Regions from separate parts of the Homo sapiens genome. Here region 1 is linked to region 2. A link is an interaction called in ENCODE POLR2A ChIA-PET data of the cell type or tissue named here. Cell type or tissue: PC-9. All regions are shown on one strand.

What was found. ChIA-PET counts read pairs that join two places held together with the same protein. Peaks named below come from ENCODE experiments on the same cell type or tissue, not always from the same donor. Only the 100,000 strongest peaks of a DNase experiment are listed, where the experiment ranks them.
Region 1: POLR2A ChIA-PET joins it to region 2 with 16 read pairs; 2 of 35 experiments call an interaction of 5 or more read pairs at or near these places.

Annotation. Positions count from the first base shown.
Region 1 is chr15:58,727,254-58,735,253 of GRCh38, reverse strand. All of the region lies in intron 1 of ADAM10 (ADAM metallopeptidase domain 10), which reads left to right. Among named protein-coding and RNA genes, the nearest start is that of ADAM10, 18 kb to the left of the region's middle. In PC-9, no CTCF peak of the experiment used is centred here; a DNase peak (open chromatin) is centred at 3,373; H3K27ac peaks cover 638 bases.
Region 2 is chr15:58,388,108-58,396,107 of GRCh38, reverse strand. No RefSeq gene overlaps it. Among named protein-coding and RNA genes, the nearest start is that of LIPC, 40 kb to the left of the region's middle. In PC-9, no CTCF peak of the experiment used is centred here; DNase peaks (open chromatin) are centred at 2,607, 3,317, 3,827 and 6,407; H3K4me3 peaks cover 706 bases; H3K27ac peaks cover 6,486 bases.

The sequences.
Region 1 (8,000 bases), 340 kb before region 2:
AGAGTAGGTGATAAGGAATCGGAGTAAACGATTAGGCAGCTTGGAACTAGGGAATCAGGAAGATCTATAACAAGGAGAGATTCCCAGATACAAAGGTGAGTGGGTCAGAGGCCAAGCTGTGTTCAGATAGAGATGGGTGAATAGTTAACATGTTTCAGTGAGATTTGATGATACCACATGCTCTATCTATACTTTCTGAGCTCTTGACTGATTGCTAAAGTTTAGAAATAAATCTCAGTTGATAGGTCCAGTCTCTGCATGTGGGAACAGGCAATTTTGTGATGTCTGACTGAGGTAGTAAGCAGTACAAGGGTTGAAGATTAGTCAGGGCTCCTGTGGAGTAAACCATGCCCATTTCAATCACTAGCTGTGGAAATCAAGGGTATATGTATATGTATATTTTTCTGTCTATAAGAAGTATATTCTTCTTTAGTATTGCATTGCTTGTTTTCCCCATCTTAGAGGTAGACGTCAGTTTAGTTTTTGAAAGGTTTTTGCCATGTGCTGTATTTTGATAATTTTTTTTCTTTTCAGTTTTTTTTTTTTTTAATTTTGAGACAGGGTCTCACTTTGTCACCCAGGCTGCATTGCAGTGGCACGATCTTGGCTCACTGCGGCCTCTACTTCCCAGGTTCAAGCGATCCTCCCACCTCAACCCCCCAAGTAGCTGGGATGACAGGTGCATGCCACCGTGCCCGGCTGATTTTTGTATTTGTTGTAGAGATGGCGTTTTGCCATCTTGCCCAGGCTGTCTTTTCAGTTTTTTGTCATATCAGAAATATGGTGACTTACCTTGTTTATGATGAAGGTAATTCGACTCATCGTAGATTAACATGAAATCATTGAAATCAAAGTTGAGTTCTTGGCACTGCCTCCTGTTTGCTATGTGACACTGGGTTTGTTACATATCACTCAAACCTCAGTTTTCTTTAAAATGGGCTAATAGTTCTCACTTGATTGGGTGGTTTAAATGAAAAAAATGTAGAGCAGTACAGAGCCTGGCAGATAGCAAGTGCTTGATACATTTTAATTATCATGACATCCAATTTATAAGCATTATTGTTTAATTTAGTTAAACAAGAAATTGATGTAATCAGGATATTGTTCTGTACATGGTAAGATTTCAGGGTACATTTAAGAAATTAGGATACTTTTAAAAATAAAATAGGATATATAGTTTGGGATTTTTAATTTTTCCCCTTTAAATATGTGAAATGTGAAACTTAAAAAATCATTTAAAAATGTTTGTTAGCCAGATTTTAATGTGAATTTGAATATATTGGATTTCTAAAACAAGAATGAGAAGCAACAGCCTTAGTGTAATATTATTTTTATATATATATATATAATGTAATGAAAAACTAAAGATATTCTATTAAAGTCAGGGACAAAGTGAACATGCCTACACTTGTTATTCAGCATGGTTTGGTACTCCTAGTTAGTGTAGTAAGTTAAAAAACAGATAAAATTATAAATAGATGAATAAAAGATTTAAATATGCAAAGCAGAACCAATAAAAGGCCAAGAAAGAAAATAAAGAATATTTTTGGAATTTTGCCTGCAAAATTTAGGGGCTCATGAATCCCCTATAGAGGTTATGCAGTTTCTCCCTCAGTATCTATGGGGATTGGTTCCATGAATGCTCAAGTCCCTTATATAAAAAGGTATACTATTTGCATATAACCTGTGCACATCCTTCCCTGTACTTTATTTTTGTTTTAAAGGGTTAAACAATAAGGCCTTTATCTGCACAAATCAGGGTAGAATGAGGCAGGCAGTTCCAGGATTGGCTGATTCGGAAACTGGCTAGACAAATCCATCTCAGCTACCATTGTCCACAAAAAAGGGGGACCTCTGGAAATCCACAGCAGACCCCAACCCAGGTCTTTTGGGCAGGAGCTGGGTCATTTCCACACTGAAACCACTCTGAGGGAGGGGATGAAGAACCACCAGGTTTTGTTCACTCACCTAGTTGTAGGTAATCTCTACATTGTGGATAGATGGAGCAGTTCAACTTCTGGCTGACAGCTCACATTCAGAGGTCACTGTCAGCTCTTCTCTTTTATGATCATGCTATTTTGAACAATGAGACAACATCTGCCATGCACTCTTAAGGCCTCTGTCCAGTGTGAACTCTAATGCCTAATGAGGTTAGGCCTTGACTGTATGCTTTTTTACATCCGCTACACTTCTACATTTATAAGGCCTTTCTCTGTGTGAACTTTCATGTGCCAAGCAAGGTGGAAGTTTCTGCATTCCCATATTTCCTGCATACATAAGGCCTTGTTCCATCACGAATTCTCTTATATGCTGTAAGATAGGAATTGTGGCTGAAGAATTTTCCACATTTACAACACTTAGAAGTCTCTTTTCCAGTGTGAACTTTCTGGTGCTCAACAAATGTGTCTTTATAGATAAAAAGACTTGTCACATGATCTGCACTCATAAGGCCTTTCTCCACTATGAATTCTCTGCTGCTGAACAAGATAGGATCTTCTAATAAAGGATTTATCACATTAAGCTCACTCTTTTTTTTTTTTTTTTTGAGATGGAGTCTTGCTCTGTTGCCCATGCTGGAGTGCAACAGCAAGATCTCGGCTCACTGCAACCTCCGCCTTCCTGGGTTCAAGTGATTTTCCTGCCTCAGCCACCCAAGTAGCTGGGACTACAGGTGTGTACCACCATGCCTGGCTAATTTTTGTATTTTTAGTAGAGACGGGGTTTCACCATGTTGGTCAGGCTGGTCTCGAACCCCTGACCTCAGGTGATCTGCCCTCCTCAACCTCCCAAAGTGCTGGAATTACAGGCATGAGCCACCATGCCTGGCTTTAAGCTCATTCTTTGTATGACCTCTTTAAAGTATGAGGGTTGGAGGTGGAGCCAAATAATTTCCCGCAATCACTGCATTTATAAGGTATTTCTTTGCTGTGAATTCTTCTTTGTACTGTAAAGTAGGAGTTGTGACTAAAGGTTTTCTCCACATTCACCACACTCCTAAGGCTTTACTCCGTCATGGATTTTCTGTTGCTGAACAAGTTTATCTTTGCAGTTGAAGGCTTTCCCACATCACTGCACTTGCAGCCCCTTTGTCCAGTGTGAAAGGCCTCCCTACTCTCAGTACTTTGGTGTGGCTTCTTCCCCATTGGGAGGGGCCTGGTGCTTGAAAACTTCAAAGCTATTCAAGAAGTATTTTCCACCCTTCCTGCTAGTGAAAACCTTCTTTGACATGTAGGATCTGCAGATCTTCACAAACACCAGGCTCTTTTCCTTCTAGAAGATTTCTGTCTGCTGCCTCTGAATCTGGTCTAGGTTACAGTGAACCAGAAGTCTCCACCCCATGACTCACATGTGTGTGGTTGCTATTCAGAGAATGTTCCCCTTGTCCAGCTAGATGGAAAAACGTCTTTCAAGACCAGGCCGCACATGTCATGGGGTGGGCTTTCTGACCTGCCTTAGGAATTCTCACCTGTGACACTCTTAAAGAAACACCCTGCTTGGAAGGTGCATGTTCATCCTCCACTCCATACCAGTTACCTTGGGTGGGGTCACCTCAGGGTGCTTGTTGCCTTCTGAGCCTCACTGCAAAATGCCCTCTCATACTTGAATTTTAATTTTTTTATTTTTTTGAGACAGGGTCTCACTCTCTCACTCAGGCTGGAGTGCAGTGGTGTGAATACGGCTAACCCCAGCCTCGACTTCGTGGGCTCAGGTGATTCTCCCACCTCAGCCTCTTGAGCAGCTGGGACAACAAGTGTGTGCCACCACACCTGGCTAGTTTTTTGTATTTTTTTTGTTGTTGTTGAGACGGGGCTTTGCTATGTTGCCCAGGCTGGTCTCTAATTCCTGGGTTTAAGCGATCTGCCCGCCTCGGCCCCCCAAAGTGTTAGGATTACAGGTGTGAGCCACTGCACCTGGCCCCTCCCATATACTTTAAACCATCTCCAGATTTCTTATAATACTTAATATAATGCCAGCACTTCATTTGTGTGGATTCAGCATAGTACTCAGTGTACAGCAAATTCAGGTTTTGTCTTTTGGAACTTTGTGGATTTTTTTTCCCCTTCAGTATTTTGAATCCACAGTTGGTTGAATTCCACTAATGCAGAACCCATGAATACAGAGGACTGACTCTATCAGTGAGGGTTTTCCAGAGAGACAGAACCAATAGGATATACATATGTACAGATAGATACATGAGAGAGGATTTATTAGGGGAATTGGCTTACACGATTATACAGACTGAAAAGTCCCATGATAGGCAGTCTGCAAGCTGGAGACCCTAGGATGCTGGTAGTATGGCTCATTTTAGTCTTAATGTCTGGGAACCAGGGAAGCTGATATTTTAACTCTGTCTGAGGCTGAAGGCCGCAGAGGCTGGAGTCCTGATGTCCCGAGGGGAAAGAGAGGGAGAATTTTCTTTTCCTCCACCTTTTTGTTTTTTTCCTGGCCTTTAGCCAATTGGATGGTGCCTGCCCACAGTGCAGGTGGATCTTCCCCAGTCAGCCCACCACTCCACCCGCCAGTCTTCACTGGAAGCACCCTCAGAGACACATCCAGAAATAATGCTTTACCAGCTCTCTAGGTCTTCCTTAATCTAGTCAAGTTGACACCTAAAATTAACTAACACAGAGGTTTGTGGATTTCAGGTTAGTATTCCTCTTGTAGAGGAAAAAAAGGTGAATTATAACCAAAGGCAGATGAAACTAAGTGTTTAAGTGACTTACCAAAGATTTGATACCTGTTCTGTAACATTTTGTAGGATGAAACTAAGTGTTTAAGTGACTTACCAAAGATTTAATACCTGTTCTGTAACATTTTGTAATACTTCGCTTATTCAACTCTGCTGTTGTGTGAAAGCAGAGATAGAAAATATGTAAATGAATGAGCATAGCAGTGTTGTAAAAACAGGTGGCCAGCTGGAACTGGCCTTTGGGTAACAGTTTGCCAACCCTTCTTCTACGTTATTTGGAAACTTTTTCTACTCAGTATATTGCCTGAGACATCAGTTGAGGTATTTTTTGCTTAAATGGTAGCACCCATGGTGTACCTATCCCTATTAATGTATTGTTAAATGCTTACATTAAAGCAAGTGTGTAGAAATAAGGATATACAGGTTGAGTATCCTTATTTGAAATACTTGGAACCAAAAGTGTTTTGGATCTTTAAATTTTCCGATTTTGGGAATATTTGCATTATGCTTACGATTTCCTAATGTGAAAATCTAAAGTGCTTCAATGAGTTTTTTTTTTTGTTTGTTTGTTTGTTTTGTTTTTGTTTTTGTTTTTGTTTTTTTTTACAGAGCCTCGTTCTGTTGCTTACGCTGGAGTACAGTGGCACGGTCTTGGCTCGCCGCAGCCTCCGCCTCCTGGGTTCAAGCGGTTCTTCTGCCTCAGCCTTCCAAGTAGCTGGGATTACAGGGGTGTGCCACCACTCCTGGCTAATTTTGTATTTTTACTAGAGACGGTGTTTCGCCATGTTGGCCAGGCTGTCTCAAACTCCTGACCTCAAGTGATCCGCCTGCCTTGGCCTCCCAAAGTGCTGGGATTACAAGCGTGAGCCCCTGCGCCTGGCTGAGCTTTTCTTTTCAGCATCATGTTGGAGCTCAAAAAATTTTAGATTTTGGAACATTTTGGATTTCAGATTTTTGGATACTCAACCTGTATAGCTGCTGGTAGAAGTCACGGAATTTCTGAATGAAGAAAGGTTACAGTGCTTCTCAAACTTGAATGTGCATACAGATCACTCTGGGGTAGTCTGGGGTAGAGCCTGAGTCATTTGTGGGGTCAGTAGATCTGCTGGGAGCCTAGGATTCTGCATTGCTAACACTTTCCCCGGAGATACCTATGCTGTTAGTCGCTGAAAAACAGTTTGAATTAACAAGATTCTGTGTTCAGAAAATTGTAAAATGCTAGATACGGAACAAGATTTAATTGGATAAAGACTTAAACATCCATAAACACAATTTCCAGTCTCAGTGATAGTAGTTGAAAGAACTTGTTAGTTGAACACATAGTGAGTAGTAGGCCTCCATATTTTCTTTTCTTTCTTTTTTTTAAAAAATAGAGACAGGGTCTCGCTATGTTGCCCAGGCTGGTTTCAAACTCCTGGGCTCAAGCAGTTCTTCTGCCTTAGCCTCCCAAAGTGCTGGGATTACATGTGTGAGCCACTGCACATGGCTCATATTTTCTTTTATTTTAGATTCAGTGTTGAATTGGACCTTCTGGTCTTCTAAGAAGTTCTTGAAAATGGCTTAGTTGCTGTTTTCTCAATGGATATTTTGCCTTGATGTTGGTTTCCCCCAATGTTCTTTTAAGACCTGTGGTCACTGGTTGTCATTTAATCTTTTATTTCCCCATCTCTTACTACTTATGTCCTATTAGCAAACTACAGTTATGTAGGAATATTGAATCATTACAGGCTGCTTAGTATTGGAAGTAGGTAGAATGTTAATTCATTTATTTTACTGAGAAGATAACTTGGAATATTTTGAATTCTCTTTTTGATTTGTCTTTGTTTTTGATCCTGGATTTTAAAAAATTTTGTAACTTAGGGAAATTTTATAACTTTTGTAACTTTATAAATTTTATATCTTAGGGAAAAAGTAGGAAGGCCAGAAACCCATATACCTACCACTTTGCTGCAACATTTTTCTTTTTTCTTTTCTTTTTTTTTAAAAAATAGAGATGGAATCTCGCTATGTTGCCCAGGCTGGTCTCGAATGCCTCACCTTAAGCTGTCTTCTTTGGCCTCCCAAAATGCTGGGCTTATAGGTGTGAGCCACCACACCTGGCCTCAATATTTTTATTTAAAAAAAAATCTAGTCAGCTTTATTGAGGTATAGTTTACATACAATAAAATTCAACAATTTTTTAAGTGTACGAATTCATAAATTTTGAGAAGTATATTTACTTGTATAACTACCTCCATAATCATAGAACATTTATATCAATCCAAAAAGCTCCCTGGGCTATTTGCAGTCAACTCAAAATACTTTCTAATTTCCATTTGATTTCTTCTTTGACCCATGAACTACTTAGAAATGTAAATTCCTAATATTTGGGGATTTTCTGCATATCTGTTATTGGCTTAATTCTCCTGTAGTCAGAAAACATACTCTTAGATTTTAGTCTTTTAAAATTTGTGGAAACGTGCTTTGTGGCCTAGGATTAAGGTCTATCTTTGTGACTGTTCCATGTGCCCTTAAAAAGAAATATATTCTATCTATCTAGTCAAGTTCTTTGTGTTTAAGTTTTTAATAATCTTACTGATTTTTTTGTCTGCTTGTTCAGAAAGGAGTGGTATGATTTCCAACTCTAGTTACAGAGTCTGCTTTTTTCTGTTCTATCAACTTTTTCTTCACATACTTTGAAGCTTTTTTTATGTACATAAATACTTAGGCTTGTTGTGTTTTCTTCTTGAATTAGGAAATGTCCCTCTTTATCCCTCATAATTTTTTTTGTTTTGTTTTGAAGTTTGTTTTTTCAGCTATTACTGTAGCCACTCCAGCTTTCTTTGGATTAGGGTTTGGATGTTATATATTTTCCCGTCCTTTTTACTTTAACTCATCTTTATTTTTGTGTCTGTTAGCATATATTTACATTTTCCTTTTTTAAAAAATAACAAGGCTGGCGTGTCATCTCATGCCTGTAATCCCAGAACTTCGGGAGGCCAAGCCAGTAGGATTACTTAATACCAGGTGTTTGAGACCAGCCTAGACAACATAGCGAGTCCCCATTTCTACAAAAAATAAGAAAGATTAGCCAGGCTGGGCGCGGTGGCTCACACCTGTAATCCCAGCACTTTGGGAGGCCGAGGTGGTTAGATCACTTGAGGTCAGGGGTCTGAGACCAACCTGGCCAACATGGCAAAACCCTGTCTCTGCTAAAAATACAAAAATTAGCTGGGTGTGGTGGTGCATGCCTGTAATCCCAGCTACTGGGGAGGCTTAGGCAGGAGAATCACTTGAACCTGGGAGGCAGAGGTTGCAGTGAGCCGAGATT
Region 2 (8,000 bases):
AACAAGCAGAACAATTTAGACATGATAGCTATGAATTATCCAAAAGCTTAAAATACTGAGGGCACTTGATCGTGCAGAATCCCAGACATGGGTTGAATCATGAATGTCTGGTGTTTTACTTTGGAAAACATATTGGAAAAGGAAATCTTGTCACTGCCATATTTTCACAGATCTTTCCAAAACATTCTAGGTGTGCATCCACACAATTGTCAACACATGTTTGACCAGAAACAAACAAGTGGAGTGACCTAAGCCTTTGGTACAGCGAAGAAGGCTCTGGAGTCAGGATGCTTGGGTTGGTATCTAGGTTCTGTCACTTACTAGATATGTGAACTTGGCTGGATCTCAGCTTCCTCATCTGCAAAATGAGAAAATCATTTTGAATGGATAGAATTGTTGAATTAAACTAATGACATTAAATCATGTAATGTAGCACCTCTCAAACTCTAACAAGCACACAAGTCACCTGGGATCACATTAAAACGCAGGTTCTTAGTCAGTAGGTCTAGGGAGTAAGCTGACATTCTGTATTTCTAACAAGCTCTGGGTGATGCCTGCTGGTCTCCAGGCCACACTTGGAGTTATGAGGATGCAAAGTGCCTGCTATGTGAGAAACATTCGATAGTGTTAGTTATTGCTATCCTTCAGGTGGATTTCTCCCTCTTTTTCTTTCCTACCACACCCCCAATGCTCTCGCCCACCTAATCGTCTTCCTTCTTTCCTTCTGCTTTCAAGAAGGCTTCCAGATCTTTCTGCTCTAGCTACACCTTGACAGGCGCTCATGATTGACTGCACATGAACTTACAGCATGTGTGTGTGAGGGAGACGGTGGAGATGCTGCCGTGGCCATACTCAGATTTGGAAAGGTCAGTTCCACTTCCATCATGCCACACACTATGACTTATACTTGTGAATTAAAAACAACTCAGTCTTTTCTGGGTTAAAATGGCCTTTGTAGCAATTAGTCAATTTGAAGTTCAGACTCCCTGTGGGTGATTTCAGAGGGTCTCCCCTCCCTCTGACATTCCTCAGTGCCTTCAAACAAGAGAAGCTTCTGCATCCTCTCTGCTTCAGGGAGAGGTTCCTGGTGAGAGTGCTGTGTGTCCCAGCTTCCTCTGACCTCCAGCGGGACTCTTTCTGGCCATGGCCTCTGTCCTTGTGCACCTGCTACTGACACATTCATGGTGGGGTCCCCTGGGTGTGCTCTTTTAGCACCTTCCGGGCTTGGTGGCTTCCTTGTTGATGTGATGTCCATCTCTGACCTCAATGGCCTTATAGAACCTCTGGCAATCAACTGTGTCACTTGGCGACTCACAATGGCCACTCAAGCCCAGCCCCTTGCTCTCAACTCTGTATCCCTCACTAGCACATTTGAGAACTCCAGACACTTCCACACCACCTGTGAACAGAGATGTTCTGGACCCCTGCTGTGGCCCTCTTCTCTCACACACACCACCCTGTCATTCTGACCTGCTGTGGCTGCCTTGTGTGGTTGGCGTAGGGCAGCATGAGATGGCCAAACAAGAAGCACTGTGGATCCTCCTTGGTGTTCGTCTTTCCCTTCATCCTACCCCAGATTTCCATCTGTCCTTACTCCCTGCCCTGAGTGAGGCTCGGAGGCAGGGCAGGGAGGTCTCTGGAAGCTCCTTCTTCCCATTTCACCCTCTCCGGTCCTCTTCACTTTCTCTGAAGAAGGGCTGCTACTTACCCTTCTGTCTGCTGGAAATTGCCCTACATTATATCTTTCTTCCTTACCCCATAGTCTCCTTTTTCTAGGGAGATCCAGCTGCCCCTTCCCTGAGGCAATAAGTCTCATGCCCTAACCGTAATGGTGGAAAGGAAAGAATTTTGCTTATCGAGAAGGGAAATTAGATTTAAAATGTTTTAAAAATCTTATCCTAAACTATATATAGCTGCTGCATATACAATACACATGAAAAGTGGGCCTCCTTTGCTCTTTCCTTTTGTCCTTAGCATCACTAATCGATCACATTTCATAGCCTCGGAAACCTCCACATAGTGGTCCAGTCATCCAGTAACAATCGACAGGAGCTCACCTTGGAGATGGAAACTCTTTCTATCACTGGTATGGAGTCAAGCCTGCAGAAGGCAAAGCAAATAAGCTGAATCTACCCCTTATGTCCAAATAGGCAATGGAAGTTTTAAATTTGGGAACTATATAATTGGAAATGGCTTTAATGTTTGAAATAATTACTACATCCCTGCAAAATGGTCATGCAGCCTCTGCTTGCATAACTCTAATGATGGGAAACTCACTACTCCTTGACAGGGGATTATATTTTTAGACTATTCTAAGTAGCAGAAAAACATTTGGTATGTTGCACTGAAACCTGCTCTCTGCAACTTGCTCCTACACATAGCATATTTAATTCCTGTCCACACTGTCAGCCCTGCAGATATTTGAAGGCAGCCACTCTGGGCCCTATTAGCTTCTCCTTTCTAGGTTCAGTCTACCCAGTCCTTTTCAGTGGCCGAGCCTCCAGCCCCATTCACCATTAAGGATCCTCTCAATCCTTTCCCGTTTAATGAGCCGTTAAAAGTCAGGGAGGTAACTTTGACGGAGGAACCACCCACCTCATTTTTTTTAAAACTGGAAATAAATTGCACATAAAGGTGCTGATTGCTCAGAAGTGTAAAAGTGCCTGCCTTCTGCAGACTGACACTGTGTTCTCAGAATCTGTGGGTCATCCTGCTGTGTACATTGCATTTTTTCTCTCCCTACAACGCACACACACACACACACACACACACTCACACACACCCACACCCACCCTAGTGGGAATCATTTCTCAGCTGGCTACTCAAAGCAGCAGCCTGCACATGCTTGCTTTATTGCTTCCTTGTCCAAACTACAGATTTAACAAGGAGGTTGCAGGGGAAAATGTTTTCAGCTTGAATAGTGACATTGAAATCCTTGAGTTTTGAGAGATCTGTGAAAACAGGCTATTGAAAAGAGTTGGGAAAGTCCTGAAAGGGGCTTGCTAATGTTGGTGATACCCCACAATGAAGAGCTCAGAAGCAAAAGTTTTTTTTTGATCTTCTGCTCTCCTGTCTCTTAGTCTCCTTCTCCACCAAGGCTAGATATAGAAACTAGCTTCTTCCCCAAGGCAGGTCCTAGAAACCAGAACCCCCTTTCCCCAAAGGCAGCCCTGTGACCTAAAAATACTACTCTAACTCCCCGCTTCCCCTCTCCCCACCTTTCTGCATAAAAACTGGCCACAAAGAAATTATCTGATCTACCTTGTTTGACTGTAGGTCATAAGACCGCAATTCCAGAGAAGGCCCTGCCCCAAACCCAGAAGGAAGGAATGCGTGCTCAGAGAGGCTAAGAATCCAGACAGGCCTTGCTAGGTTTCCCCAAGCAGTCTTTAGCATTAGATCATAGCTTTTTTATCCCATCGTATTTCTACACACTGTCCGTCCTTTGTTGAACCTAAGCATAAAAACAGACAATTTCCCCTGTATCTTTGGGTCTTCACTGGGAAGGCTCCCATGTCATTGTAAAACTGTAATCAAATAAATTTTATATGCCTTTCAATAAATCTGCCTTTTGTGAGTGGATTTTTCAGGAAATCCTTTAGAGGGCAAAGGGAAAGTTTTCCCCTGGGCCGTATGCTAATTCCCCTTTCATTTTGCCACCCCCAGATGAGTTGATGCTGCTTATTCAGGTGGTGAATTCAGCAGAAACCTGTAGGCTAGGGCTAAGGAACCTTCATTAAAAAGGATGACGATAATAAAAACAGCCAACATGACTGAGCATATTCTGTGTGCCTCGTCCTGTCCTGTCTGCTTTACCCTTACAAGCCAATTTAATATTCACAAGTCCAGCCCCTTGCCCAAGGTCATGAACTAATAAGTGGTGGAGTCAGTGTGAGCCTATAGTAGACTGTGAGATGCTTAGTGACAGAAACACCATCAGAAGCTTTCCCTGAGTTCTCCCACACACCCAGAACAGTGTTTCTCAACCAGAGCCCATGCTGTAAACACCATGGGCTACCATGCACTGGCGGTATTGTCTATAATAACACCCAGCCCATGTCAAAAGGTATAATAAGTAAGCAGATTTACCAAAGTATTAAGCAAAAATATCCCCAAGTTTATGGTTAACGTCTCCATGTCTCATTTCCTTTATCTGTAAAATGGTGCTAATATAAATCAGTGGTGCTATTTATATAAATATAAATGGTGCTAAATACAATTTTTTCCTACTCCCCTTCCCCAAAACATATAGTCAGTTGTTTTTGAAACCAAACTACATTATTCAGTCAAATTTGATACTGAGTTCTGTTCTACTAAGATCTCCTTGGTCTGAAGCATTTCTTTAGGTTTTGCCAGTGAGATCAGTCTTCTCGGACCTCTCGTGAGTGCCATACTTCTGTAGCTTTTCCCTTTCTGAAATGTCTCCTGTTCTCCTCCTCCCTGCCCATCCGAGTTCTACCCATACTTACAAGTGTCTACTAAGCCCATCTCCTCCATGAACCCCCTAACTACCCCACACCCCTTTGAGCTGTCATTTGTCTTCCTGTGAACACGAGCCAGTTGTATTCCATCAACAAACATTTTGAGCATTTTTTATGGGCCCAGAATGATTCCAGATCAGAATTTCTCCACCTCAGCACTATTGACAATTTGGGTAGGATAATCCTATGTTGTGGGGGCTGTCCCAAGCATTGTAAGACATTTAACAGCATCCTGACCTCTTCCCACTTGATTCCAGTAACATCTACCATGACCCAGTCGTGACCATCAAAATGTGTCTGGACATTGCCAAATGTCCCCCCGAGGGCAAAGTTGCCCTGATTGAGAAACACTGTTCTGGATATGTGGGAGAACACAGGGAAAACTCCGGATGGTGTTTCTACTGCTAAGGGTCTCGTAGTGTACTTAGGAGTCAATATTAACCGTCATGAATCAATACGTGGTCAGTTAAGTACTAACTTGTGAAATATACTGCAATCTAATTTTTAGCTAATCTTGTAATTTTCTTTTTTGAGGGAGGGGTAGACAGAAATGGAAGCAAACTCTATTAGAAAAAGAAGATTGCTTTCATTGGGGAAGGAGAAGCATGTGGAATATTGAAGGAAGAAGAATTGTAGTTACTCTATCCGGTTTGTCCTGGATAAGTGCAATTCTTCAGAAGTTATTACTTTTTGAGTATTGAGAGATACGTTAATGGGAGAAAAATCACCCATATATCTCAGCTCTACTGACTTACTCTAGTGAGCAACAAATCTTCTGTTTAATTCCGTTTATAAATTCAACTTGAGTCCTGATCGTTTTGAGGAATTAAACGGTTCTTCAAGTGAATCCATAACCCAGTGTTGCCCTGGACATATTTAATAGCAGATTCTGGGTGTGTAAGATTAAGAGACACAATCCTTCAGTCTTTTCCCAAACAGTTTTATTACTAAAATGATTCATGCACTGGAAGTCATTGAAATTGATCAGTGGTGATTTATATTCCTGGCAGACAGTGCTTTTGAGGTTCTTTTCCTTAGTTGTGAAGTGTCAGTTGTCCAATGAAAGTTGCCAGTTGTTCAATGAAAATTTTGTCCCATTCTATAAGAAATTCACAATCCCAAAAACATTCTAAAGCCTGCAGAGAGCTGAGAGGTGACTCTGGATGCTGGTTTCAGCGAGCTGTACGTGGCTGAATATATAATGCAATAAAGCTAATCTGAGACACAATGTGACAATCAGTAGCAATTCAATGTGTGCTGAATGAAAGATTTAATATTAGCTTAGTGTTGCGACAAGATGCAAGACACAAGTCAATTTAGGGATGGAAGCCTTTCAACTGGATTTAGCAATCATCCAAAACTGGTTGCTGGATCTGGCAGAACTCAAACTTGGGCTCCAGCACCTCCACTCTCCTAGTGTCCATTGTCATTTGTGAAGTGGGGCTGATGTAAGTTAAAAGAGTTTATTTCTGCCTTAGCAAGTTACAGAGCTGTTGGACTGGAAGGGAGTTGGGAGTTACCTGGTTGAACTCCTCATTTTGTGAGCAAGGAATTGCAGGTCAAGAGTGATGATACAATGATTATAATTAAAAAATTAACATACACAGAGTGTTATTGTTTGCTAGATACTCCACTGAGTGCTGTACAGACATCGTCTCACTTTATCCCTAGGAAGTGGAACTATTATGAGCCCATTGTTACAGATGAGGAAACTGATGATCAGAAATTTTAGTCACTTGCCCAAAGTCACACTAAAAGTTAAGAGCTGACAGTATTCAATCCCAGGATTCTTCTTCATGCTCTCTTGACTTTGCCACTGGGGTTTCTCATTGTAAAGCCTCTTTCACTCTTTCTCTGCCTTCTTTCCTCCTTCCCTCAACACAAGGGCACTGAACACTTCAGCTGGATCAGGGTCTGGGAAAGCAGCTTCCTGCATTCCAGAGCTAATAGTGCAGTGTGGGAGGCAAATCCAGGACAGAGGAATGCAGCAGTTCATGTTTGTCAGCTCCAGTCTTTCTCAGAAGAAGCATGTCCAGCACTTTGGGAGGCCGAGGCGGGCGGGTCACAAGGTCAGGAGATCGAGACCATCCTGGCTAACATGGTGAAACCCCGTCTCTACTGAAAATACAAAAAATTAGCAGGGCGTGGTGGCGGGTGCCTGCAGTCCCAGCTACTTGGGAGGCTGAGGCAGGAGAATCACTTGAACCTAGGAGGCGGAGATTGTCGTGAGCCGAGATAGCGCCACTGCACTCCAGCCTGGGTGACAGAGTGAGAATCCGTCTCAAAAAAAAACCCAAACGCACAAACAAAAAAACCCAAAACAGCAGCATATAAGGAAGGGAGCCCTGAACCTAGGGCCTAGGACAAGCTCTGGTGCCTCTGAGGCCTGTCTGAGCAGGCCAAAGGGCCAGGCTGACCAAGGACGCTGCCACTGGGGTGAACCTTGTCCCTGTGATTTCTCTTTGGGTGGACTGAAAGTCATGGATGTGGGCAGCTGAGGTGATCCTGTAGAGAAATGAGTTTAGTTACTCTGAACAGTACAGAGAGCCTTTGTTGAGTTTAGGAAGGGATGAAATGGCACAGAAGGAAGGCCCCTATCATGTGGCCTCCGAGGTGGGGTGGTAGAAACTTGTGTGGGTACCAGGGACTGGGCTTTACTGGGACACGGGTATTCCTGTTCTGTGACTGTCCTTCCACTTGCCCTCTGCCCCCCACCATCAAGCTGTGCACCTTCAGTGAGCAGTAGTGGCGTCTTCTTCCTTTAATCCAAAATGCCGAGATGGTGCCTGGGCTTTCTGAGGTACTCAGTGGAGATTTGTTGAGTAATTGGGAGATCCTTGGTCTTACAGTGTCCAGAAATTGAACATTGTGAGGTATATTTAGAGTATCTGGCTGGTGGGGAGAAATAGGGTGAAGCAAGCCCATATGCTATATAAACAAAATGACTCTATGTCCCAGACTTTTTGGAACAAACAGGTTTCAAATATTCCCTCTGTTTTCCCCAAAAGTACATTCGTATCCGTTTGACCGTGTGCTCTCGTATTTTGGTTCAGAAAATATGAATTGCACAGCAAAGATGACAATTTGTTATCTCCCAGTGGCTGGACTATTGATGTCTGTTTTTTCTCAGGTATCCGGAGGCTTGAGACCCTGAGTAAGCCATTACAAGGCTGTGTGGTGAGCAAGAACGCAGTAGAGCTGTCGGCTGATTTATTTAATATCTTGTTCTGGCCTATTTCTGATACATGGGTTTATCTGTCTGGGTTCTGTAGAGAAACAGAGCAGTAGGTTGTATTTCAAGGAATTCGCTCATGGAGTTGTGGAGGTTGGTAAGTCTGAAACTTGTAAGGTAGGCTGGCTGGCTGGAAAGTCTCAGGCAGCAGTGAATGTTGTAGTCTTGAGGGAGAATTTTTTCTTCCTCAGGGTAACGTGTTTTACTCTTAAGACCTTTCAACCGATTGGATGAGGGTAATCTCCCAACTATGTACCCAACTGTATTATCGAGGGTAATCTCCTTTA